Linked DNA regions of Homo sapiens: regions 1 and 2 are each linked to region 3. The links are chromatin contacts, found by Hi-C in ENCODE. All regions are on one chromosome and are shown on one strand. Each heading gives the region's core, a stretch centred on a gene start or an enhancer-like site at or near the end of the contact. The rest is flanking DNA. Distances are from core to core; before and after follow the strand shown.

The links. Hi-C counts contacts between places; a loop is a spot of excess contacts on that map. Pooled maps may share reads with other maps.
Region 1: a loop to region 3 is called in a map of B cell, with 14 times the contacts of the local background. The contact joins the promoter of NMD3 here to the promoter of MFSD1 in region 3. A Hi-C loop is called at or near these places in 3 of 168 maps with a recorded cell type or tissue (B cell, gastrocnemius medialis and naive thymus-derived CD4-positive, alpha-beta T cell) and 11 of 50 pooled maps.
Region 2: a map of CD8-positive, alpha-beta T cell shows a loop between it and region 3 (15-fold over the local background). The contact joins the promoter of TIPARP here to the promoter of MFSD1 in region 3. A Hi-C loop is called at or near these places in 3 of 168 maps with a recorded cell type or tissue (CD4-positive, alpha-beta memory T cell, CD8-positive, alpha-beta T cell and naive thymus-derived CD4-positive, alpha-beta T cell) and 7 of 50 pooled maps.

Annotation. Positions count from the first base shown.
Region 1 is chr3:161,219,882-161,223,915 of GRCh38, reverse strand. NMD3 (NMD3 ribosome export adaptor) reads right to left here and starts at 2,605. Exons shown (of 16, transcript NM_015938.5): 1 at 2,507-2,605; 2 at 1,859-1,922. The coding sequence starts at 1,902. It also overlaps the pseudogene SRP14P5. RefSeq lists a silencer at 2,243-2,442 and enhancers at 2,362-2,863, 2,923-3,032.
Region 2 is chr3:156,672,824-156,676,924 of GRCh38, reverse strand. It overlaps TIPARP (TCDD inducible poly(ADP-ribose) polymerase), which reads right to left and starts at 2,335. Exons shown (of 6, transcript NM_015508.5): 1 at 2,129-2,335. TIPARP-AS1 (TIPARP antisense RNA 1) reads left to right here and starts at 1,212. Exons shown (of 1, transcript NR_027954.1): 1 at 1,212-3,754. RefSeq lists silencers at 1,250-1,609, 1,980-2,049, 2,080-2,129 and an enhancer at 2,540-2,839.
Region 3 is chr3:158,800,151-158,804,316 of GRCh38, reverse strand. It overlaps MFSD1 (major facilitator superfamily domain containing 1), which reads right to left and starts at 2,263. Exons shown (of 16, transcript NM_022736.4): 1 at 2,002-2,263. The coding sequence starts at 2,164.

The sequences.
Region 1 (4,034 bases), core at 1,356-3,855, 2.4 Mb before region 3:
AACCACAAGTGTAATAGCAAACTTGGGAAAAATTTGAGAAGCACTGTTATTCATTATCCCTTGTTGAAAATTGGAAAACCAAGAAAGAATCAATTAACAAGGCAATAGTGTGTCAATGGCAAAAACCAAAAAGAAAATCCTGTATCAAGAATATGTAAGATCAGTTTGTCTCTTTTTAATTCAACCACCTCATCTCTAAATACTAAGTCTTCAAAAATCTATTTATTCAGGGCATACAGAGGACCATAGCTTAGGTGAACAGTATGGTGTCACTACATTAAAAGACTACAGCTGTCTACTTATCTCTAATGAACATTTCTTCAAGTATATCTCTGGACTACACCAATAGAAACTAATATCTAAATCATTTCTAACAGAATCAGACGCCAATATACTCCAAAGGCAATTAAAAAAAAAAAGCATAAGGACTGCTGAAATATAAACATTTACCCATAGCAGAATTTTTTTTTTAACAGTATAGGAAGTCTATCAACATCTAGAGACTCAGTATAAATGACGGAACTATCATAATTCGAGATGTACTGGGGGCAGAAAAAGTCTGAGAACCCCTAATGTAGAACAACATTGTCCAAAATAAAAGTTCAATAATCTTCCATGTCCAATGGTAGCCACTAGCCACATGTGGCAACATGGCTAGTACAAACGAGCAACCAAGTATTTAATTTTATTCCATTTAAATTAATTTAGGAAACTTCCAACTTAAACTGCTTGGGGTTTATGTTGACAGAGTGGAGCCAGCGGTACCACCTGGAAAGAAAGCAGTTCCTGACAGAGCTAACCAGGCTCTTCCAGAAGTGCTGGTTGTCCGGAGGGAAGTATAATGGTCAAACAACCCATTCCAAGAAAGGGTTCTGTGAAGGGCTTTGAGCCCTTAGACAAGTGTCTGTTAAAAGCTACTGATAGAACAAGGAAGATCAGCACTATGCTGAGCTCCAAAGACATTTTCAGATGGCTTATTCAAACCCACTGAGCTAACTGATGGACAAGGGAAGAGTAAAGCATCACAGGGAAGGGGGCCAAATTTCCTGCTTTCACTAACCACTGAATTCCTATTTTTCCTTTGGTTTTTACTTTTGGCCACAAAGCTAGTTTCTCCATAGTTACTGTTTTCCTGTGAGATTAGGGTCATTCTAGACAGAAGGACTACAATGTTTACAGGGTAGTTGTGGTAAGAAGCCAATTTATTTTAGATTTAGCTAATTGGTCTGTGCTGAACGATTCCAGGATTATCGTTTAAAAGTCTCTGTAGTAATCTCTTTGAAGAGCACTGTATCATTAAACCTATTTAACAGCAAAAAAAAAAAAGTTAATTTGAACTTAAATGCAAGAAATTAAAAATTGATAACTAAGATTTAAGATGTTCAAAATTTAAAAATTACTACATTATAATCTCCAATAAAAATCAGGAAGTCATCCGAGCTACTCGGGAGGCTGAGGCAGGGAATTGCTTGAACCCGGGAGGTGGAGGTTGCAGTGAGCCGAGATCACACTACTGCACTCCAGCCTGGGCAACAGAGCGAGATTCCGTCTCAAAAAAAAAAAGTAAGTAAAAAGTAAATTTAAATAGCCACACGTAGCTAATGGCTACATATTGGACAGTGCCGATCTAAAAGGATGTATGGTAAATATTTTAACCCTCTTAGAGCTTATATTTACTAGAACAAGCTTTATAACCAGAAACTAATTCGATTTTCTACAGAAATAAGACTTCTATTTTTTCCCATTTATGACAATATACGCTCTTTCCCACCCACCCTCAAGCGTTCTCCATAGTGAGTTTCCCGGGCTCACTGAAGATTTTCACATTTAAGGGGGAAGGAAGAAGTGTCGCACTCACATGTGTCCAGGGCTGCGGTCGGTGGATTCTGCCATATACTCCATCGTTCTGTATGCCTTAAGTTCTTTTAAAAAAAAAAAAAAAAAAAAAAAAAAAAAAGAGAATGTTGGGATTTAAATCACTTTACCTAGTCTCCTCTTTTTACGTCTTCCTCCAGTCTCTCTGAATAATTAATATATTCACAGAACTTCGAAAAAGCAGGAAAGAAGGAAACCCAACTCCACTGGGTAAGTTCGTTAAAAAGAACTTTAAGATGAGGACCATGGGATTTCCTGAGCTTCCCAGCTGCAAGACCCTCGGGCCACCCAGCTCTGCCGCTGACCTCCATCTCACCTGGGCTCCAACCCTGGACGACCAAGGGCGAGGTCAGCTCGGGATTGTGGACGCCCGGGCCCTCCCGCTCTCCACCAGCCCAGGGACCGCACCGGACCACCGCGCCTCAGACCCACGCCACAGGAGTCTCCGGACGGCGTCCCGGCGCCCGAGGGCCACCCACGCCGACCCCCAACCCCGGGGCGCGACCGCACACGGGTTCCGGGCACGCGGCGCTCACGCAGACTGAGCACGGCCCCGAGGCCGGGGAGCCCGCCCCATCCGCTACTCAGGGGCCCGCGGCCGACAGCCCAGGTCTCGGACTCCGGAACCTACTTCGCGCCTCCAGACCAGCCCTGGATTTGCTGAAAACCCGCAACAAAATAGACCCCGGCTGTCCCGTCAGCTGCCAACCTGGCTGTCTCCGCCACAGAGAAGATCTCGCGAGCGAAATGCTCGAAATCCCGCGGCCCGAGTGACGTATTAAAAGGGACGGGGTGGGGACGAGGAAAGGGGCGGCACCGACGGGCGGAAGGGTGATGGGAGCGGCCTGGTGGCTGGGAAAGCTCGCGGAGAGAAGTCCCAGGGGCTCATTTGCCGTCAGTGACTGCTTTTCAGTTATCGTCTCGATTTTCCCAGGCCAGGGTTTACTCCAAACCAACCTCGCCCGTATATTAGTCTCTTTTCAGCTATCCCGACTGTGAGCTTGCTTCTTGATTAAATGATTATTTTATATAAAAGTTATCTGTAAACGGTACCTTATGCAAAGAAACTCCATCCAGGGCAGTGCCTTTTGTCTGTTTGGTTCACCGTCATATACAGGCCTGATGCCTGCCACATGCTAACTGCTCAAATGATTATTTGTTGAAAGAATGAAATGTAAAGCATAATTATCTGTGAAGAAGTCTATGCGATTTTTAGACAAATTATTAATTATGTGCTTCCGGATAGTGCATTTAATATCTTCTTATGACTGATTTATCCCTCAAACTTGGAGCAGCACAGACCGTGTCTAATCTGTCTCATGACAGCCTTTCAAATATTTGAAGAGTACAACCATTTTTTTTTCTAAATCCTCTCATCCCAAATTTCAAGGAATAAGCAAAGGCGTTTTGTAGAGGGTGATCAGAGACAGCCTCTCATCATTTCTTGCCCAGAATACTTAAGTAGCCTCTCGTCTGTTGTCTCTACTTGTAGACTTCAATTCATCCTTCTGAAATGCAGTTCTGATTTTGTCACACTCCCCTGCTTTTAATCCTTCAGTGGCCTCTGATTACCTTCAGCATTATTTCCAGTTTCTTTGTGTGGAAAGAAGACCTTTCAGGATCTGATCTCCACATATCCTGTCCTACTCCCAAGCACACGTACTCGCAAGCCATGAAGACCAACTGGCAGGTCCTCACAGAAAATAGTCTTCCTTTGCTTCTACCCGGGACTCGGCACTAAAGATTAAGCCTGAATTAGTTTCCTAGTGCTGCTCTAACAAATTATCACTGATTTAGTTGGCTTAGAAAACACAAATTTGTTCTCTTCCAGTTCTGGAAGCTACAGGTCTAAATAGATGGTGAGGGCTGACTCTGGAGGCTCCAGGAGAAAATCCATTCCCTGGCCCTTTCCAACTTCTACACGCTGCCCACATTCCTTGGCTTGTGGTCCCACATCATTTTGCAGTCAGAGTCTCCTTTTCTCACCCCCACCCCCCCGCACCCCTCTTACAAGGACACTTGTGATTTCACTGGGCCCAACCAAATAATCCAGAATAATCTCTCCATCTCAAGAAATTTAATCACATCTGTAAAGTTCGTTTGCCATGTTAGGTAATATATTCACAGATTTCAGGGAATAGGACATCTTTGCAGAGCCA
Region 2 (4,101 bases), core at 1,086-3,585, 2.1 Mb after region 3:
AGACAAGCACAACTTGGTAACACAGAAAAAGCCTCCTAGTTCTTGCCTTCAGAAAAGTTACATACATACATTTTTAAAGAGCAAATGAAGGCATACTATAGAAAAATAAAAAAAAAATATAAAACACACACCAAATTTCAGATTCCTAATCAACTACTGAAAGAGACGAAAAAGTCCTTTCTTCCAAGAATCAGACCCCTTGAAAAAAACTGAAATTTGAAAACATTTACTGAGATTGTGCCAGGTGAGAAAGGAATGGTGATGAGCAATTAATCCTCTTCTCTCTTGTCCAATAAACTGAAAGAGATCTGTGACGCAAGGTCCCATGACTTAATCAAATATGCATCCTAGGTGCCCAATAAAGTGCCTAGCTACCACAATGCACACAGCTGGTGTTCCATATATATTTTGTTGGCTGAATTAGTTAAGAAAAGCACATATTAAATGCTTAGTTCTTTGTTGTTTGTGGGTCAACAACAAAAGGTAAAACTGAGTGTCCCCAAAAGTGAATATTAAAAATTTAATTGGAGAGTCATAAATCTATGTGTAAGAAGTCCATCAAATTCAGAAAAGTAAAATACAAAGCAGTTTATAACGAAGTATTAAATTTACATGATAAGTACAAAAGGAAAAGGCAGAAAAAGGAGAGTTCACTGTAAGCTGGCATTGTTAGGGAAAGCTTCACGAAGAAGGAGGGATCTGACATGAGACATAAATCAACTGGAAAGGAGCCAAGCCAGGCGTTATTATTCATCATTTGGTGTTATTGCCTCAAGGCACAATTGGCACAGATTGTGGTATTCCCTCTCCACCATACCAAACCGGCCTGTGCTTTCCCCACGCGCACACTCTCTAACCACTCCTATCAAACCCAATCAAGGTAAAATAGACACTAAATCGATTTTATTTATATGTGTGTCTGCGCGTACACACGCAAGCGCGCGCGCGCAACTTTTCCTATTATTGCCCTTTCATCAAACTCGGAAACAAAACTGGGAGGAAGAAGCAGAGAACTGGAGAAGTGGCTGGAGGGGGAAAGCCACTAGAACCTAGCTCCTCAATTAGTTTTCATAACAGAAAAATAAAGATGAGAAGAACACATCCTCCGGTCTCCAGCGGCAGGCGACACACCGCGACACCCCTCACCTCGTGACGCTGGGGTTCTGCGGCACTCCCGGCCAAAAGCACTTTCCGAAAAAACTGCCGCTCCAAAGCCTGCCCGCCCGCCGCCGCGCGACACCCCGGCGCCGAGCCCGGGTCCGAGTGACGCCTCCTGTTGGCCGCGGCGGTTTGCTCAGCTCCTGGTCCCGGGCCGCGCCAACTCCGCGCAGTGCAGCTGAGGCGCCGCCCGGCTCTGCAATTCCGGGTGTTCCCGGGCGTCCCCGCCCCCGCCTTCCCCTCAGCAGGCGCCTGGGCGCCCCCCAACTCCTGTCCAGCCTCCTTCGGACCAACGACCCGCCCCGGCCTCCCTGCATCCCAGAGACTACTCGCGGCGCCTTCTCTCTCTAATTCTTCTTTACCCCCTCAGCTCACCTCCCGAGGAGCGTCCAACGGGTCTTGGGGGCTCGCAGAACTGAGCCGCGAAGCGCGGGGGAAAGGCGGCGAGCGCTTCCCGCGGCGGCGGGGAGGAAGACGAAGACTTGTGCGCTCTCAAAGTTAATGTGAAAACATCTTCCAAACTTCTGGGCTGCAGCCCGAAACGCGGGGTAGCCGGAAGGCTCCCGTAGCTGCCGTGCCCTCCCCCCCGGGGTCTGGGAAGGGCTCCTAGGCGCCTCAGAGCACCCGGGGTCGGCCCGCGGGGGAGGCCGCATAGACGCGCCCCCACCCTGACGAACGGGGAAGGGGCAGGCGCCTGCGACCCCAACTAAATCCTTCGGCGCCTCGGTCTGATGTATACACCTGCCACAGGCTCTAAGTGCCTAAGAAGTGTAAACCAATTCCATCTTCATGCTGACGGGACCCGAGTGAATTCGGTACAAAGGGCAGTCTCAAAATCAATCACCCCGATCCGCGAGAGCCCCGCACACTGCCGGCGCGGGGCCGGGGCCGGGGCCGGAGCCGCGAGGCCGGCGCTCGCACTCCCCGCTAGGGTTCTTCAGCCCCTCAGTGCCCTCCCGGAGCCCTTTACCTGAACGGGAGCCTGAGAGAACGGACGACAGGAGCCGAGTGGAAAGCAGTGCCCGCGCCGGAGATCAGCGCCGAGGGCGGGAGCCGACGTCTAGGGACCACAGAGCCGCGACGCGGCGAGCCGCGCACGGGCCATTCCGCCGCCGCGAACGCAGAAAGCCTCGACCGCGCTCCGAGTCCAGCCAGCTCGCCTGTCACCTCGATCTCTGCTTTAAGTGGCTTCCGGTCGCCTCCTCCCGACGGCCCGTCGCGGAGGCGGAGCCTGGGCGGCCGGAGTTCGGTGGGGTGGGGTGAGGAGGCCGGGCGCTCAGTGGGTGTCGGGAAGAAGACCCGCCCCCTGCGCGCGCGTGCGCGTTCGTTCGAGGGGAGGCGCGCGAGTTCTGTGCGGTGGACTTATGCTCCCGCGAGGGGGCGTGTCCTTTCTCGCGTCCGCAGTGTCCCTGAGGGTCCGCGTCTACACGCGGCTGTGAGGAAGGAAGGCGCGTGCCGCGTGGGACGGGCTCCACCTGCCTGCGGACAGATGGAGGGTCACTTTGTTCCGAGAAGACCCAGACACCCGAGGGAGGATGTGAAACGGAACGACCCGTTTCGGTGCGGTTGGCTTTGTTTATTTGCCTACTCCCCAGACGCCTCCAGCCTCTGATTCCGGCACACCCTGTGAGGAAGCAAACGGCTGCCTCCCCCACTGCCACCAGACGAGGTCGCCTGCCCCGAGCCGGACAGGCTGGACAGGCTGCGCACCTGCGGCGGCCGACTATTTCGTGGGCCTTGTACGCCACCTTGCAGAAGGGAAGCTGTGAGGTTTTGGCGATAGAAGCGCATTTACTTGTGTTTTAAAGCCCACAAACGCCGTAGTGACTAACTTATTCATTCAGCAAATGTCTGTCAGAGCGTCTATTACGTACCAGGCATGTAGCCTGAACTTCACGCCTGTCCTCATGGAGCTTGCAGAGCACCTCTGAAATACACACCACATACGGAATGGCCATATTTTCTGGGTTGTAAAATACTTTGAATTGTAACTCCATATATTGAATAGATTTTCAGTAGTGAGGGAAGAAACAATACATTTAGTTCATATAATCCATATGTACGAAAAAGAAGTGCTGGTAATTCCAGACATGGAAGTCAGTAAAACTAGGAGCTAAGAGGTAATAATCATAGACATTATGATTCTAAGCCTTTGTTAAACGGTTCTAAACCAGACTGGGTAAGCGCACCAGCAATGAATAGATTAAGGGTGTTATCTCCTTAGCAGCTTATTTCAAATTGCATCAAGGCAGGGCCATTAAACTAAGGTGAGAATGATATGGGCGGAATTCAGAGGACAATAGGTAAAAGATGAAAATCTTTACATTTAAAATCTTATTGAGACAAGATCTTGGTCAGTGTCTACTCATACATAGAATTGCCTAGAAGCTAATATTTGAGTTTACCATATTACTGTTGGCTTTCTATTTTTCTCATTTGTTCTGTTTCTTTTCTGTCCTTTTGTGCCTTCTTGTAGATTATTAATTCCACTCCCTTGTAACAATTAGGTTGTTATACATTCTTTATGCTTTTAGTAGTATTTCAGTTATTTATTGCTGTGTTCAAACCACCCCCAAAATATAATGACTTAAAACAATGGCTCTTTTATTTACTCATGATTCTGAATTCTCTGGCACAGGAATTCAGTCAGGGCATAGTACAGGTGGCTCATTTCTGCTCCATGATGTCTGGGGCTTCAATTAGCGTGGGCATACTGGGGCCTGGCTGGAATGGCTTAACTAGGGTCATAAGTCTTGGGACTTAAGGATGGAGATGGAGTTTCATGACAAAAATGAAGTGAACATGATGTGGAAAATATGGACATGGAAGCCACGAGCTAAGGATGCTGGAACAGAAAGAAGGCTGTTAGCTACATACCTTGGTTTTTCTCTACATGGCTTCTCCATATGGCTAATTTAGGCTTCCTCACAGCATCATAATCTT
Region 3 (4,166 bases), core at 1,014-3,513:
AGAAAAGAGCAAATACTTTATAAGTAATAATACTTCCCATATAAAAGTTTCAAGTTGCAGTTGCTACTGAAATTACAATTTTAAATGCTGATACTACGGGTTGACACTACAGAAATATTTCTGAACCACTTCCTTATCCACCAGTATTTTCTAAGTTATATCAAATAACTTCCATAAATTGGTAGTGTTCATACACAGCAAATACTGGGAACCTGAATTAAAAAGTCAACAACCAACAATTAAATATTTTTCTATTTTACTTTCATCATGCTTCACACATATACTATTTTATTAATATCTTCATGAAGCATCTATATTTTATTTATTTCCTTATTTACAAACACACATACACTAAAAACTTTACAACCTCATCAGTTTCCTAATAATGTTAGCTTAAGGACAAAGGAATGGAGTGTAACCATTCTGACAAAACCAATATTTGAAACAAGTTCTCTAATTCTACAAACTACCCAAAATCAAATAATTTAGTGAATACAGGGCCAGGAGTGAAAAAAAAATGAAACTGAGAATTCTAAAGGATTAAATTAAAACATGTCTTTGGGGGAACTGGAAAGAGAGAAGTAGGGAGAGATCTGACCATGCACTCGGATTTATTTTAAAGATAAAATAATTGAGATTCCTTCGTAGGCTACAAGAAAATATTGCCTCCATAGCTCTACTAACTCTACAAGTGCACGAGGCTATTGGTTCTAATGACAATAAAAACTGTCATTAGAAAGGAATGAATCTGGCTTCTGAATTCTAGGCAGATAACCAGAATTTACCAAAAACTGTCTGTCTGCTTGAGTGGGGACCATTTTTTTTAATGTTTTATTGTTGTTCTTTCTTTGTTGTGGTGGTGGTTGTTTCTAAACCCTGCTTTAATCTCTTTTAAGGATTCAACGTCCTGCTTTAAAGCTAATGGATGGGCATCATCTTTTAAAAAACAGGGGAGGGGGGAAAAAGGAGTTGCAAGGAAACCAAAGCCCAAAGCATCCTTCATGTCTACTTATATGTTCAGCGCTAGAATAGTTATCCACCATAATGTTCTTAAACCTGCTGATTACACGGGCTCCAGCTAGCCTCCTGAAAAACACATTCATACCAAATTAATATTAGAATTTTGCTTAATAAATTAAAAACTGTAACATAGGAAGGAAAATTTTTTTCTAATTATCAAGAAACTGTTTTCGGAGACATCAGATTTCATAAGAGAAACCAACCACTGTCAAGACTACCACAAGTCCCGTCCAATATGATTGCTTCACAGTGGCAGAGTGGAAGATTAAGAGAACAATATCTATTCACTGAAGCTATCAGCAAGACACACTCATACATTTTCTCAAAGAGGGTGAAAAATATATAGAAGACTGCCGACGAAATCATTCACGTTTTTTAAAAGCTGGACAACATTGTAAGACCCTGTGTCTAAAAATAATAATAATAATAAAGCCGGGTGTGGTGGCGCCCCATCTGTGGTCCCAGCTACTCGGGAGGCTGAGGCGGGAGGATTGCTTGAACCCAGGAGGTGGAGGCTGCAGTAAGCCACTTTCACAACACTGCACTCCGGGCTGGGTGACAGAGCAAGCCCCTGTCTCACCTAAAACCAAACAAACAAAAGTTGTTTAGGAACAGTTAAAGCTTTCTGAATTTCCTCCGACCACGTGTGCCAAAAGAGGAACCTTGAAAATCTGGAGTTACCTTCATATCTATCGCCTCTAGGGCGAGTCGCTAGCCCCTGGGACTTACTGAAGAGCAAAGGAGTGCCACAAAACTCGCCCAGCTCAGTCCCTCGACCTCCACGTTCCGGACGCGGAGTAACTAGCAACATCCACAGGTGTGGCTGGAATCGATCGCAAAGGGGAAAATAAGGAGGCCCAGGAGCTTAAGACAGAAGCTGCGCTGAGGCCCCGTGGCACCAGTGACCACGATGACGATCTACCTCGAAGAGAAAGTCGGGAATTCCTTAAAGATCAGCCCCAACCCACCCGGCCGGCTCACCAAAGCCAAGGAAGCACATCAGTAACAGCACCAAAAGCCGGTGCGCCAGGCGACTGGGGTCGCAGAGGGCCGGCAGGGCTCCAGGGGCGGCCGGGGCACCTCTGTCGGCCTCGTCAGGGCCGCCTGCCAGGAGCGCCCGCGCTTCCTCATCCTCCTCCTCCATTGCGCCCGCAGGAGACGGAGAGGGGAAAGTGGTGACAACTCCAAACCCAGGCAGGAAGCAGCGCCCGTGGAACACTGTCAAGACGGCGGTCACATGACTCCGGGAGCTCACGTGACGCCCCGGCAGGTCACGCAGGGCCACGCCCATGTGAGCGGCCGCGAGCGCTGGGAGGACGGACCCAGCGGTCGATGACAGGGCCTGGCGCGGTTCGCTTTTCCTGGGTGACTGTGTTCGTGGGGCTGAGGCCCTCGAGGTGCCCACTTCCAGCTTTCCACCAATTACTGCACTGTCTTTCCGTTTCCTGCCCCGCTGACGCGTACACCTATTTCAGACTCAGCGCAGCTCCGCGGGGAGAAAAGTGCGGGGCTCCCTCTCGGCTCCACACCAGACTCCGGAGTAGTTCGAACTGCGCTGGGGTCGCCAAGACGCGCGCTGCCCTTCTCCCAGCACTGCCCTCCCCAGCGTCTTTGACCACTCTTAATACCCACAAACTTGATCGGACAATTTCTGGTGTGTCCAGCCATGTGTCACGTACTGGGAATACAAAATAGAATGAGGCAAGCTCCCTGACCTCAAAGATTTCAGAGTTCAGTTGGAGAAATCGACAGAATCTGGTACTTTTAAAACTAAACATGATGAATGAATGTGGTGAGAACAGCGGCAGAAAATGGCACTGAATTCCATAGAAATATCTGGAAAGGTCATTTCAAAAGGGGAGAAAAGGTGCGTAGTTTAGCCAGCTTTCAGGGCAAGGGAGTGAGGGGCGCTGAAGCTCCTTGAAGTTGAAACCCAGGCTAGAATGAGTAAGAATGCGCCAGTCAGGGTGCTTGTTTGAGCGGGTTGGTTGCAGGGCGGGCAGTTACGAGGGATAATAAAGACAAAAGCGTGAAACAGAACTGGGTGTGTATGTGTTTGTGTTGAACGACAGAGAAGGAACTCGAGTAGAAACACTAAACCTGTTTCAAGAAGAGCCATGCAAGGATTTTGAGCACAGCAGCAGGACTGCAAGCTTTGTGTTTTAAAAAACATTCGGTCTGCCAGCACAGCACCATCGTCGCTTTCTGGGAGCCCTCAGGCTTTACTAACAGAATTTTGAGGGCGTCAAAGCTAGAGGCTGAAAACTGTGAGGATTATTAGGAAGATGCTGCAGTCGTAACGATTAGAGATGACGAGGGCCTGTTAGCAATAAAAAGCAGGAATGGCACAGAAGAAAATCAGTAATTATTTAGGAGGTAAAATGGGAATAACTGTAAATAATAGCCTATGCGATCTGAAAGAGAGGAAAGACTTGAGAGTGTCTCCCAGATTTCTAGCTTGGGCCGCCAATAGAGATCAAAATTTAGAGAGAGAAGGAGGTAGGAGAGAGTGTCAAGGATCAGGTGCTGCCTTTGAGATGTCTATACATATCTCCACTTTCACAGTCCATTCTCTCTTCAGCTCCAGTGGAGGAGCTCCCGATCTAATAAAACTGTCTTGCCGAGAGGAGTAATAACTCCATCTTTCCAAATACATTAGTCACTTCTCTGTCATCTTACTCAACTTCTATCAATTGATGGAATTGACAGCCACTCCTTTTTAGCCTCCTTGGCACCATACTTGCCTTGTGTTCCTCCCACTTTGCTGGCCTATCTCATTTGCTGTCTCATTTGTCAGCTCCTCCTCTTCTATTCAAAATCTAGATGTTCAATGATGCAAGACCCATTCCTGAGCTCTCTTCCACTCATCCATTCCCATAACTTTAAATACCCTCCCTCTGCTGTCCAGTAGGTAGCCATGTGTGGCTGTTGATCATTTGTAATGTGGATAGTTGGAAAGGAGATGTGCAATACGTATAAAATACACACCAGATTTCAAAGACTTGTATGAAAAATAGAATAACCTCCTAATTTGAATACTGATTACATGTTGAAATAATATTTTGCAGATATTAGGTTAAATGTATATATATTAAAACTGGCCGGGCACAGTGACTCACGCCTGTAATCCCAGCACTTTGGGAGGC